Linked DNA regions of Homo sapiens: all the other regions are linked to region 3. A link is a contact called in ENCODE Hi-C or POLR2A ChIA-PET data. All regions are on one chromosome and are shown on one strand. The core of a region is the stretch at or near the end of the contact, and the rest is flanking DNA. Distances in the headings are between cores, read along the strand shown. Region 1 overlaps APOO (apolipoprotein O). Region 2 holds the start of PRDX4 (peroxiredoxin 4). Region 3 holds the start of ACOT9 (acyl-CoA thioesterase 9).

Evidence for each region. A loop is a pair of places that touch in the nucleus more often than their neighbours do. ChIA-PET counts read pairs that join two places held with the same protein, here RNA polymerase II (POLR2A). Pooled maps may share reads with other maps.
Region 1: a pooled map shows a loop between it and region 3 (2.4-fold over the local background). The contact joins the enhancer-like site here to the promoter of ACOT9 in region 3. A Hi-C loop is called at or near these places in 2 of 50 pooled maps. POLR2A ChIA-PET finds 5 or more read pairs at or near these places in 2 of 52 experiments (K562 and OCI-LY7).
Region 2: a loop to region 3 is called in a map of CD8-positive, alpha-beta T cell, with 11 times the contacts of the local background. The contact joins the promoter of PRDX4 here to the promoter of ACOT9 in region 3. A Hi-C loop is called at or near these places in 5 of 168 maps with a recorded cell type or tissue (CD4-positive, alpha-beta memory T cell, CD8-positive, alpha-beta T cell, Caco-2 and 2 more), 17 of 37 single-sample maps with no recorded cell type and 16 of 50 pooled maps. POLR2A ChIA-PET finds 5 or more read pairs at or near these places in 5 of 52 experiments (CD4-positive, alpha-beta memory T cell, GM12878, MCF 10A and 2 more).

What each region holds. Positions count from the first base shown.
Region 1 is chrX:23,841,566-23,846,213 of GRCh38, reverse strand. The region is part of intron 7 of APOO (apolipoprotein O); the gene reads left to right. Among named protein-coding and RNA genes, the nearest start is that of SAT1, 61 kb to the right of the region's middle. Within about 2 kb of position 1,318, at least 7 of the 41 ENCODE cell types and tissues checked have a DNase peak (open chromatin) inside an H3K27ac peak, as active enhancers do.
Region 2 is chrX:23,665,491-23,669,807 of GRCh38, reverse strand. It overlaps PRDX4 (peroxiredoxin 4), which reads right to left and starts at 2,315. Exons shown (of 7, transcript NM_006406.2): 1 at 1,997-2,315. The coding sequence starts at 2,237. RefSeq lists silencers at 1,853-1,982, 2,333-2,512 and an enhancer at 2,262-2,556.
Region 3 is chrX:23,741,044-23,745,271 of GRCh38, reverse strand. It overlaps ACOT9 (acyl-CoA thioesterase 9), which reads left to right and starts at 1,996. Exons shown (of 16, transcript NM_001037171.2): 1 at 1,996-2,147. The coding sequence starts at 2,128. RefSeq lists a silencer at 1,827-2,146 and an enhancer at 2,417-2,466.

The DNA.
Region 1 (4,648 bases), core at 69-2,568, 100 kb before region 3:
TCAGCCTCCCAAGTAGCTGGGATTACAGTCATTCACTACTATGCCTGGCTAATTTTTTTTTTTGTATTTTTAGTAGAGACGGGGTTTCGCCATGTTGGCCAGGCTGGTCTCGAACTCCTGGCCTCAGGTGATCCCCCTGCCTCGGCCTCCCAAAGTGCTGGGATTACAGGCGTGAGCCACCGCACCCAGCTTAGAGTTGTCTTATAATTAGCTAAACACAGCAGTATGTCTCAGTAAATATCATATTTTAGTTTTTCACTAGCTTTTTTTTAATGCAACAAATTACTATCACAGAATTGTACAATGACTGCTGAAGGCCAACACTAATTATTTAAAAGGCAGGAAATTAATAAAGAAGCATAAACCTGTTACCAATGTGAAAACTGAGCAGAACTTCTAAAGCTGAGCTGTTAATAGTTTTATTCAGGCCCTTGCTGGCTCAGCAGGAAAATGAAAGGGAAGCAGCAGCCACCACCCTGAGTAAACATGCCCTGCTTTTTCTTCCTCCATTAGAAGTTCCTCGGCTCTCTAAACATGGCAAAGTTTGGCTGAAAGTAAGTCATGTAGTTTTAAAATGTTCATCTTTGAAGTAAGCTAATCACAGAAGGACAATTACTGCATGATTCTACTTGTATGAGGTATTTAAAATAGTCAAACTCATAGAGGCAGAGAATAGAATGGCGATTGCCAGGGATTGGGGGAGGGAGAGATAGGGAGTTGGTAATCAACAAAGTTTTAGTCAAGCAAAGAGAATAAGTTCTACAGACCCCTTGCACAACACTGTGCCTATAGATAACAGTACCGTATTGTACACTTAAAAATCTGCCAAGAGGGCAGATGTCATGTTAAGTATTCTTACCACTGTATTTTTTTTAAATGACAGCTTGATGGGTTTTCCATAAAGTTATGAGTTTGTGCTTTGTAATTTTTTGCTGTCTAAAATTCTAAGAACTACAGGTATTAGGAAATGATTTTGAAATGATTTTTTCTTTCTTTTTAAAAACACCATTATTTACCAAAATGAAAAGTTAGAAATCCTGAATAATGTCATCTCCTCTTTAGAAAGGAATGCACTCTTGGTATCAGTGGGCAGGATACAGCGTTGTCCAGTGGACTAAGAGGAGCGGGAGCACCAGACTCCTACCCCACCTCTGCCTCTTACTAGCCCTGAAACCTTGGGAAGTTACTCCAGCTCTGTGGGAACTGGCATAGTACCTCCTGGAGCTGTTTTGAGGATTAAATAAGGTTATCTCATGTGAGGAACATATGAAATGGCTGGACTCTAGCCACATGATAGTCATCAACCACCACTCATGTGATACTGCACATTTTCGCTTCTGCCTGAGAAGATAATGTCCACTGATAGAAAATGGAACCATACCCTGTAGTCAGGAATCCTTATGTCATTGTTTTAGTTTTCCATTGCTGCCAAAATAAATGACTGCAAATTTACAGGTTGAAAGTAGTGCAAATGATTATCTTAGTTCTGTGGGTCAGAAGTCCAATTCTAAATCAAGGTGTCAGCAGGGTTGCGTTCCTTTCTAGAGGCCCTAGGGGGGAATTTCTTTCCTGCTCATTTAGATTGTTGACAGAACTCAGTTCCTCGAGGCTGTAGGACCAAGGTCTGTTTTGCTGGCTGAGGGCTGTTTCCAGCTTCCTTCCTCTATTGTCGAAGCCTGCAGCAAGTCGTTTGCAGATCCCCCTTCTGACCTCTTCTTCTGCCTCCCTCTTAGACTGCAGGCACTCTTATGCTTGAATCAAGCCCACCCAGATAATCCAAGATCATCTCCCTATTTTAAGGGCAACTGATTAGTAAACTTAATTCCAATGCAACCTTAATTTCCCTTTGCTGTGTGAGGTAACAGTCACAGGTTCCAGAAATAGAAGACATCTTTGAGGGGCCATTATTCTGCCTACCTCATCAAGTGAACTAGAATTGTGTTGGGGTCTTTAACAGGTCATTTATCCTTACCTTTTATTTTCTTCATCCAAAAAATAAAGTGGCCTGCCATATAGGATAGATAATGTTTATTGAGCACTTACTTGCTGTGAGCTTGGCCCTTGGCGCTAAACTCTTTGCTCAGGAAGAGTCTTTGAGGTGGGTTCTATTATTATCCCCATTTATAAGTGAGGAAACTGCATTTTGGAGAAGTTAAGTAATTGTTGAAAATAATTCAACTGGTGAGGGAGTCAGACATTTCAGTAGGCTGCTGTACCTCAAAGGTTTGGCTGGCTGGCAATCAGCCTTCACATGGCAGGCATACTAATTAGAAATCAGTGTCTTGATTTTCTTAAAAAGTTTTGGTTTTGCTAGCAGAAATTGTCATTTGTGCCCAGGCACGGTGGCTCATGCTTGTAATCCCAGCACTTTGTAGGCCGAGGCAGGCAAATCACCTGTGGTCGGGAGCTTGAGACCAGCCTGGCCAACATGGTGAAACCCTGTCTTCACTAAAAATACAATAATTAGCTGGGTGTAGTAGTGGGCGCCTGTAATCCCAGCTACTCAGGAGGCTGAGGCAGGAGAATCGTTTGAACCCAGGAGGCAGAGGTTACGTGAGCTGAGATTGCGCCACTGCACTCCAGCCTGGGTGACAGAGGGAAACTCCGTCTCAAAAAAAAAAAAAAAAAAAAAAAGAAATTGTCATTTGTGTTCATGGACGTGGTAAGAAAATAAAAACTGAAATCAGATATGTATGAAAATGAGTTACAAAATATTCTAGATAAAACTTTCTCTGTCTGAAAATGCAAAAAAAAATGATTTCTGGCTTGTGCTAAATCACGAACTGTTTTTTGAAGTCAGAATGTTGTTTTGTCTGAGATCCTGGAGTTCTCTGCCAAGAGAGATCTGATTTGTGACAGGGTGGTGGATGGGCTCAATATTTTTTTAATGAGATATTGGACTGTGCTGTTTTGTTATACTATAAGTGATATGTAACCAAACAAGAAAATTTTCCTAGCAACAAAGTTGTTTTCCTGAATCAGAAGAATGCTTTTGTGTGCTCATTTTCTTATTGTCCAAAAGATAAAAAAGCTTGTGAATTTAGCATCTTATTTTTTTGAGATTGAGGTACTGGCGAGTATAGATAGTAGAATATATAAGAATATCATTGGAAGTATTTGGCAAGCAGTATGTTAATTCAGACCTAAACTGTATTTAAGTAGAGAACTAACTTGTTTTTTTGTTTGTTTGTTTTTGTTTGTTTTTGAGATGGAGTTTCACTCTTGTTGCCCAGGCTGGAGTGCAATGGCGTGATCTTGGCTCACTGCAACCTCCGCCTCCTGGGTTCAAGCGATTCTCCTGCTTCAGCCTCCCGAGCAGCTGGGATTACAGGCATGCGCCACCATGCCCTGCTAATTTTGTATTTTTAGTAGAGACGGGGTTTCTCCCTGTTGTTCAGGCTGGTCTCGAACTCCTGACCTCAGGTGATCCACCCACCTTGGCCTCCCAAAGTGCTGGGATTACAGGCGTGAGCCACCACGCCCTGCCGAGAACCACCTTGTTTTTATGCCAGACCCGATTGTTGGACATGATTATCTCACTGGCCCTTATAAGCCTTTTTTTCTCTCTTCTTGTTCTTCATTAGTCTGGTGAGGGACCCAGACATTTCAGTAGGCTGCTATACCTCAAAGGTTTGGCTGGCAATCAGCCTTCACATGGCAGTCATACTAATTAGAAATCAATGTTTTGATTTTTTTTTAAGTTTTAATTTTGCTAACAGAAATTGTTATTCGTGTTCATGGATGTGTTAAGAAAATAGAAACCCAAGCTTTTTTACATTCATCAGATCTCTAAGTTCTACCCCATTCCATTTGTTTGTTTGTTTTGAGACAGGGTCTCACTCTGTTGCCCAAACTGTAGTGCAGTTGTGCAGTCACAGCTTACTGCAGCCTCAACCTCCCTGGCTTAAGTGATCCTCCCACCTCAGCCTCCTGAGTAGGTGGGACCACAGGCATGTGTCATCCCACCTGGCTAATTTTTGTATTTTTTTTAGAGACAGGATTTCAGCATGTTGCCCAGGCTGATCTTGAACTCCTGGGCTCAAGTGATCCACCCGCCTCGGCCTCCTGAAGTGCTGGGATTACAGGTGTGAGCCACTGCCCCTGGCTTTCCATTTGTTTATGCAACAAATATTTGAATAGTGTGTGCTAGGAGGCCCTAGGGATATTGTGCCCTCATGAAGCTTACAGGTTAATGAAAGACTCAAACATGAAAGAAATAATTACACAATCAGGAAGTACATGAGTGCTATGAAAGGGAATAGAAGGTTCTGCTAAATTGAAGGACAGGGTACAAAGAAAGCCTTGATGTAAAGGATGAATAACATTTAGCTAGGCAAAAATTGGGATTGTCTGGTCTCGGTCAGTGGGGTATATTTTGCAAAGGTCTTGTCCCAGTAGGGAGTTTGTCAATTTCGAGCAACAGCAAAAAGGCCTCTGGGTTGTAGGTGGGTGTGTGTTCACATATGGGTATGTGTGTTCGCTTGTGTGCATGCATGTGAGGAGGCAGGGTGGGGAGTGGCTCTGGAGGAGGAGAAGGGCACAGATTCTCAGTCCTGTAGCACTCTTGTTCAGAGCATCAAGTAGACCTGAGAATTGTATGTTGATCATTGGTCCGCCAAGCAGTTCGTATGGCCTTGTTTCCCAGAAC
Region 2 (4,317 bases), core at 1,066-3,565, 76 kb after region 3:
GTAGCTGGGATTACAGGTATGCGCCATCACACCCGGCTAATTTTTGTATTTTTAGTAGACACAGGGTTTCACCATGCTGGCCAGTCTGGTCTCGAACTCCCGACCTCAGGTGATCGGATGGCCTCGGCCTCCCAAAGTGCTGAAATTATAGACGTGAGCCACCACACCTGGCCTTTCCGTTCTTTTTTAAACACAAATTTGCCACGTGTTGCATCCCGCCTTTTTTTTCTCCTTAAAGGAAACAGTAAATTAATTATGAACAGTTTTTGATATTACTAAAAATTATTTGAAAATATGGCCTTAATGGCTCCATAATAGTCTTTACTAACAAAAGTCTTTGTATCTTTAATTATAGATAAGCCTACATGTGACAGAGAAATGTAGTAAACAACTAAAATGTTAAGTTTTGCTGGTAAAGGGAAAGCTTTGAAGTAGATTTGTTTCCTATGGAAAATATATGTAATGTAAGTAAACACTTAACTGGCTGACATATTTAAAATACTTTCCCAGGCAAGTAAAACCAGTGGGACTTGGAAATACTGATTTTAAAATTTAAGACTGGTTTTGTTAAAAATCTCAAAGTAGGCTGGGCACCGTGGCTCACGCCTGTAATCTCAGCACTTTGGGAGGCCAAGGCAGGCGGATCATGAGGTCAGGAGTTCCAGACCAGCCTGGCCAATATAGTGAAACCCCGTCTCTACTAAAAATACAAAAAATAGCCGGGTGTGGTGGTGCGCGCCTGTAGTCCCAGCTACCTGGGAGGCTGAGGCAGAAGAATCGCTTGAACCCGGGCGGCGGAGGTTGCAGTGAGCCGAGATCGCGCGACCGCACTCCAGCCTGGGTGCCTGGGTGACAGAGCAAGACTTCATCTCAAATAAAAAAAAAAAAAAAGTCCCAAAGTGGTTAACTGAAAGTACTTACTTTCAGCAAGTAAGAACTGTAAATGTTTAAGAGGACAAAACAGTTTTTCTCATTTATCACTCCCAACCAACCCATCCTAAGTCATAACAACATTCCATTTAACTCTAGGGATTCAGAATTTGAAGCATTACTTTTTTCACTGAATACTGGCATGGAACATGCTGTAACTGAACCATAAAAACCAACTACACACCTACAGAATGTCAAATGATCTGCAGGAAAAGCAGGTTACTGAATAGCAAGCAAGAGACAGCCTTTATCTATAGCCACTGTTCACTTTTGGTTAATTTTAACATCCAGATGTAGCAGGCTACAACTTTCACAGTATCTACTTCGTCTGACGTGTCATTCCTGAAAGTGGCCATTAGCTTTGTACACTGGACAGAAATGCAAATAATCAAAAACCAAATTGGCAGGACACAAATTTGCCACGAGGTTTATCATCAACCCAAATGCATACTTCTAACCTTTTCCCCCATTTCCCTCAAAAGTACACTCTGTAATAGGTTCTTCATGTCTGAGAAACATAAGGAATATCCATTAACTACACAGGCTTTGGGGAAGGTGGCTTTCAGTAATAATCTTTGTAAGATGCAAACAAAAAGGAAGAAAGAAAAATGAAATGTTTGACCTCCCGAGCACTGTGTTTAGCAACTTTTCTGTTTAATCAAACTTTTTGTGAATCATTATTCAACCTATCAATGTCTTCCTTCGCTGAAATAGTACCTGAAAAAGACAGGATGTGCTGAAGGCACTTTGAGATGTTTCAGGAACTGTTTCAGTTTGCCCAACATCCTCGATGCAAACTCGGGACTAGGGCCACCCACTTTCCCTCAGCTGCGGCTTTTGGGGTAACCACTACCTCTTCTAAAATCTGATCAGTGGAAACCATACCTTTCTTCACAGCTAGAACTCCCCTTTATTCCCCTCCCCGCCCTCCTAGGTGAGAACCAGGCCCGCCCAGGGCCCGGAGGCAGCCCAGGGGGTGCCGCCCAAGCCCAGATTCCGGGGGTGTAACCGGGGTACACGTGTCTCCGGAATCTCCCCTCCCACCCTTTGGCGGGACACCACCTACTCTTCGCTTTGCTTAGGTGCAGGGAGTGGTCGGCGACCGATACCCGGGATGCCTCTCCCGGGTACACTTGTCCACCCGCGTAGAAGTGGCACTCCTCTTCGCGAGTCCGGGGCCTCTCCTCTGTCTCCCAGCCCTGCACAGCTCCAGCCGGCAGCAGGAACAGCAGTAGCGGCAGCAGAAGCAGCCTTCGGTGGCGGCCGTGGTCCGGAGTTGTCGCGGCTAGCAGCGGCAGCGCCTCCATGACCACGCGAGCGCAGAAACACGTCCCTTGGCGCGAGCGCCGCTTCTGCCGCCGCCGGGCAGCTACAACCGCGTGCACGACGCCCGCGCGAACCGGGGCGCGGCCTCGCGAGACCAGCTCCTCCCCCTACCCCCCCTATCTGCTCCCCGCCCCGCCACGTGGGCGCCGGCCGCACCTCCCCCATCCCAAGCCTGCATTTGCGCCTGCGTCCCGCGGCTGACCAGGACCGGGAGCGTTGCCCAACTCTGTGAAGGCAGCGACAAGGTCTCCTGACCTCCGCGCTGTTTTAGACATCTTTCCACGTCCATCTCTTCCACAAAGCCTCACCACTGCACACAAGCCCCTCACAAGCGGAATCTAACCTATATGCTTGTGAATGGCTTGCATTTTATACTTCTAATAAGCTTTTTAAAAAGTCACTTAACGTTTTTAAAAATTATATTTACTTGACAAATCATAATTGTATACATTCGTGGGATGCAATGTGATTTTTTGAAATATGTATCCAATGTGGGATGATTACATCACATTAACTTATCCATCGCCTTGTTTACCTATGACTTTTATGGTGAGACATTTCAAATTTACTCTTATTCATTTTGAAATATACATTATTATTGACTGTATTTACCCTGCTGCTTACCAGAGGTTGGGAAGTAGGGAAGGCGAGGCGAGAGGGAAGGAATGGGGAGTTAGTTGTTGGTCAGAGGTTACCAAGTTCCAGATAGACAGGAATAAGTTTCAAGATCTAATAGACATTTACTAATTTTTTTTCTTGAAGTGATTTGTGTGAACGGGGCCATGATCTGCACTACTTGCAGCTCTTTTAAGTCCTGGAAAAACTTAGGGAGGGTAGGTCTAACCATTTACTTTCCTCCAGCATGCAAGGGCGTACAGGCAGTTTTTAGTGACCTAATCTATTGTTTCAAAGACAGCTTTTTTTTTTTTTAATTTAAATGAAGACTTGAAAAGTTACCAGAAAACTCTCCCAGCAGTGTTGTTCCTTTTTCTGACAATTACCCCATCACCCAACCCCTGGCCTTTTCCCTGCCCTCCCCACCCATCTCCCCGCCGTGGGCACCGCCCCGCTTGCCGCTGCAACCTGCCGTGTGCGTCTGCGCACTGGGGGCAGGCCCAGGCCACCGAGCGTCCACCAACTGGACTAAGACCACCTTGTGTCGTCACTTGTGACCGATCTTCTGCACTCCCACCCTCAGCACTGTTTTAGACCCTGTTCATCCTTCTGGGCCCATCTTGTACACAAAACTTCGCAGGTGACTGGCCTCGCGCCCTCAGCACTGTTGTAGGCCTTCTCATCCTTCACACCTATTTCTTCCACAAAGCTTCGCCCATGGCTGTCTTCCCACCATTGAAGTGCCAACGACCCTCGCCGCCAGCACTTGTTAGACATCCTTCCACGCCCATCTCTCCCAAAAAGCCTCCTCATCCCACGCCACCCCCGCCCCTCAAAGGGAAACTGACCTTTCTGCCTCTGAATAGCTCGCGTTTTATCCCTCTAACAGACATTTCTTATTCTTTTCCTTGCAGTGATCTTTGTGAACAGCCATGACTCCTCTCTCAAGTCGGAGCCCTTTTCAGGTCCCCAGAAAACTTGGAGAAGAAAAGTCTAACCTGAAAAGCCATATCCCTAGACCATTTCTTCTCTTCCAGCTGGAAAGGAACTATGGGGCAAACAGGCAATGTTGCAACTTAACCCTGTGTTAGGTTGTTTTTTTTTTTTTTTTTTTTTTTAGACAGAGTCTCGCTCTGTCGCACAGGCTGGAGTGCAGTGGCAATCTCGGCTCACTGCAACCTCCACCTCCCAGGTTCAAGTAATTCTCCTGCCTCGGCCTGCCGAGTAGCTGGGATTACAGGTGCGCGCCACCATGCCCAGCTAATTGTGATCCGCCCACCTTGGCCTCCCAAAGTGCTGGGATTACAGGCATGAGCCTGTATGATCCCAGGGTGCCCTCTGTCCTCCTGCAAGTGCTTGTTATCTTTCTTTTTAAATTAAAAAAAATTTTTTGTGGCTACATAGTAGGTATATGTATATATATATGTATATGTATATATATATATT
Region 3 (4,228 bases), core at 747-3,246:
AGTTGGCTAGTCCAGGAGTGTGTACCTGATCCAAATTGGACCAATGAATCTCTTCTCAGAACTTTTTTGTATTTGGGCCGTAGAAATTTCAGTCAGTCTGTATGTGTGTGGCTGTGGTTGTAAGATGTAAAGTTCAGGAGCTTCTATTGCCATATGGAGAATGTCATTACATAGAGAGAAAAAAGAATGAAGCCAGTATGCAAAGGAAAGCAAAGATAAGCAATAGAGAGAAGGCATCTGCATGGCATTAAGTCCCTGGTTTCAGCTGTTCCAGCCAAAATCGATGGTGTTTATTATATTGATGAGAATGTGTCTTTATAATTTGGAAATTGACGGAAGGCGACTTGATTGCGGGAAAAACTATAAACTGTACCTACCTATTATACCATTTACAAAAAATTCTCTCTTGTACTTATTTTTTCTCCCTGAGCCTCCTATTGCTTCAAAGAAAAGTTCAAGTAAAAAGAAGAACAAAAATAGCATAATTCAATACAATATTTATTGCCCTCTGTGTTAGGTGTGGTAGAGTATAAAGAAATATGGCTGACCCAAAACCAACAAGACAATCACTGAAAAGTGACTTGTGAACAATGTGAACAATGTGACAAAAATGAAAAGACAATGTGAACAAAAATGAAGGAGAGATCCTTGTAGGCTAAAAGGGGAGTCTTCCAGATGTGAGATTGATAAAAGCAGGGAAAATTCAGTAGAAAGAGAAAGCCGAAGACCATGCTCCATGTGTAACTCATGAAGTGATTCAAAACAGAAAGCTAGCTTAATTCAAATCAATACATTTTTACTAAGTATGGGGTATTGCGAAAAAGCATATGGCCCTTGCCTTTTAGGAAATTGCCGTATTTAGAGGCAAAGCAAGACTTGCTTATATTCTCAAAAGATCCCCACTCGTTACCTTATTTCCCCTTTAAACCGCTTTACCATATTTGAGATCATGTTATTTGCTAACTTGTTTGTTGATTTGTTTTCCTTCCTTATCAAGAGGCAAGCCCCTTAAGGGCGGGGATTTTTGTCCTTTTTTCTTTTTGCAACCCCAACCTCTGCAATAGTGCCTGGCACAATGCAAACAGCTCAATAATAATTCGTTGAAAGAAATGGAGAATTAGATCGTAGGGTGAAATAATCTTAAACTCTCTGGCCTTGAATCTCTCTAGCTCGCCCAAGATATCAAACATTGGGGGTCAGGCCGAGAAGAGGAGAGGAACAATTTTTTCCTGTTAGGTCAGTGGTTTTTAGCCTTTGGTTACATTAGCATCACCTGGGGGCATCTTTAGACATCATCCCGAAGCCCAGACCGCACCCAGGACTAAACTAGAATCTCCAGCCAGTGGGTCTCAAGCATCAGTTTTTTGTTGTTTTTTTTTTGAGACATTGTCTCCTTCTGTCGCCCAAGCTGAAGTGTAGTGGTGCGATCTCGGCTCACCGCAACCTCCGCCTCCCAGGTTCAAGCGATACTCGTGCCTGTCCCCCGAGTAGCTGGGATTACAGGCGTCTGCCACCACGCCTGGCTAATTTTTGAATTTTTAGTAGAGACAGGGTTTCGCCATGTTGGCCAGGCTGGTCTTGAACTCCTGACCTCAGGTGATCTGCCCGCCTAGGCCTTCCAAAGTGCTGGAATTACAGGCGTGAGCCACCGCGCCCGGCCAAGTATCAGTATTTTGGAAAGTTGCCCAGGAGATTCCAATGTGCAGCCAAGGGGAAGAACAGACGGAGCCAAGGCGCGGGGATCAAGGATAAAGGAGACAAGCTCCACTAGGCAGAGCCGGGCCTCTTCTCGACGTCACGCCCTGGCGTTGCTGCGTGGTTCGTTTACTCAACCGAGAATAGGCCGGTCCTCGCTGTAGCAACACGACCCGCACAACTGATTGAGTGGGAAGCTCCGCAGAGGCGGACTCCAGCCTCCCGCCAATGAACGGGTAGGGTCCGCCCGGCACAGCGCGGCCACGCCCCCTGGACGCCGCGGTCCCGCCCCCGGACACCGCTGTCCGGCTCCCGGGCTGTCCTCAGCAAGGGCGCGGTCTGGTACTCGTGCGTCTTTTATCGCCTCAGTTTCCCTCCGCCGACTAGCGCGCGGGGCCCGGTTCTCCATCGCGCGCACGGCAGCCTAGCGCAATGAGGCGGGCAGCACTGCGGTAGGTGGCGGGGCGTGGAAGGGGCTGGCAGGGCGGTAGCCTGGGGTGCCATCGTCTTCCCCTAGAGCTTCGGGCTGGCCCCGGCGGAAGAAGTGGGCCACGCATGGGCATTTGGGCTCTATGATAAGGGGCGCTCGCCCACTGTACCTCCGACCGGACATAAGCCCGCCGGCCTTTGGTTGGGAGAACCTCGCCCCCACTTTGGCGACTTCTAGCACTGAGTTTGATATTAAAAGCAAAGCAGCACTTTTAAGGGAGGAAGTTGGGTGTTCCCTAAAATTCCTTTGGCCTTGCTCATCCGGGGTGTGGTTGGTAGCCGCGTCGGGGTAGCCCCTTGTCAGAAAGATAATATTTGGAGTTCTATGTTACCTCTAGCCCTTCATCTTCCTTTGGAGAACATTTTTAGGATTAAATGCTTGACCTACTTCGGCTCTTACTTAAGTTTGTTGTAACATTGGCAGAGATTACAGGGTACCTTTTGGCTCCCAGGACCCTAGGACTGTGCGTCTAGGACCCTGGTGCCAATTTGAACTTAACTTTAATGAGCCGCAAAGCCCTTATAAGAGGCTGGGTGCTTTGATTGGGCCACGTGGGTAAGGGAGGATGCCTTTTTGTATATGTAATCTTCCCAGCTGGCACAGTTAAGGCCTGAGGGCCTTAGACTCCAGAGCGTGTCTAGCTCTCCCTAATCCCTTTCACCCGAGCATGCCACCCTTTCCAAGTTTTCTGCCTGGCTGCATCCCAGGGGGCTCACACCTGCTCCAGTTTCTGAAGTTATCTCGCTGCCAGTGGGCCTGTCCCCCTGATGTGACTCATAGTGCTTTTGACTCACATTAACCCCATCAATTCTCTTGGGGGTCCTGGATATCTCTCTCTCTCTCTCTCTCCCTCTCTCTCTCTCTCTCTCTCTCACTCACTCACTGTTCCTGGGGACTTTGTTATCAGTTGTAAGGGTTCTGTCTTGTTTATAGTACTTAAAAACAAACAAAAAACCTTTGTTAAACTATTTGAAGGCAGACTGAAAGTCATTATGAGAGGGGCCACAGTTGACTTTAGCTTGCAATGTGAAAGGTCTTCTACAAAAGCTCCATGGTCTTGTTCAGGTGCTTTCTCTTATAACCCTGTGTTCCTTTCTTGAAAATTCTATTGAGGCCGGGTGTGGTGGTGCACGACTGCAGTCCCAGCGTTTTGGGATGCTGAGGTGGATGGATCACTTGAGGCCAGGAGTTCGAGACCAGCCTGGCCAACATGGTGAAACCCCGTCTCTATTAAAAATACAAAAATTAGCCGGGAGTGGTGGTGCATGTCTGTAGTCACAGCTACTTTTGGAGGCTGAGGCAGGAGAATCGCCTGAACCGGAAGGCAGAGGTTGCAGTGAGCTGAGATCGCGCCCCTGCACTCCAGCCTGGGCAACACAGTGAGATTCTGTCTCAAACAAAAAACTATTGAACCTTAAGCGGATAATCTCTTAGTGTCTAGTGAGAGGAGGAGTTCACAAATGAATATAGACTGAGATGATTAGGTTCTTTGACTGGTGGGCAACCTTTGTAGCTTCTTTTCTTTTTTAGACTTGCAAGAGGCACCTTTGTTTAGTCTCTAAATAGAGGTTATTTCCTCAGAGTGGAGGGCATATGAGTGGTATTGCCTGTTATTGCACTGAACACTCTTCCTTGCCAACTGCTGTAAGCTTGGGACCCAGGGCTGAGCCAGGGTGAGTTATGTGACTCCCCAGGTAGGCCATGGAGGCCTTGAGTTTTCTTTTTTTTTTTTCTCTTTGAAATACTTTTTTTATTTCTTTGGGATATATGTCCAGAAGAGAAATTGCTGGATCATATGGTAGTTATATTTTTAATTTTTGGAGGAACTGCCTCATTATTTTTCAAAATGGCTGTACCAGTTTACATTTTCACCAATAGTGTACGAGGGTTCCCTTTTCTCTACATCCTCACCAACACTTGTTATCTTTTGTCTTTTTGTAATAATCATCTTTTTATTATTATTATTATTATACTTTAAGTTTAGGGTACATGTGCACAATGTGCAGGTTAGTTACATATGTATACATGTGCCATGCTGGTGTG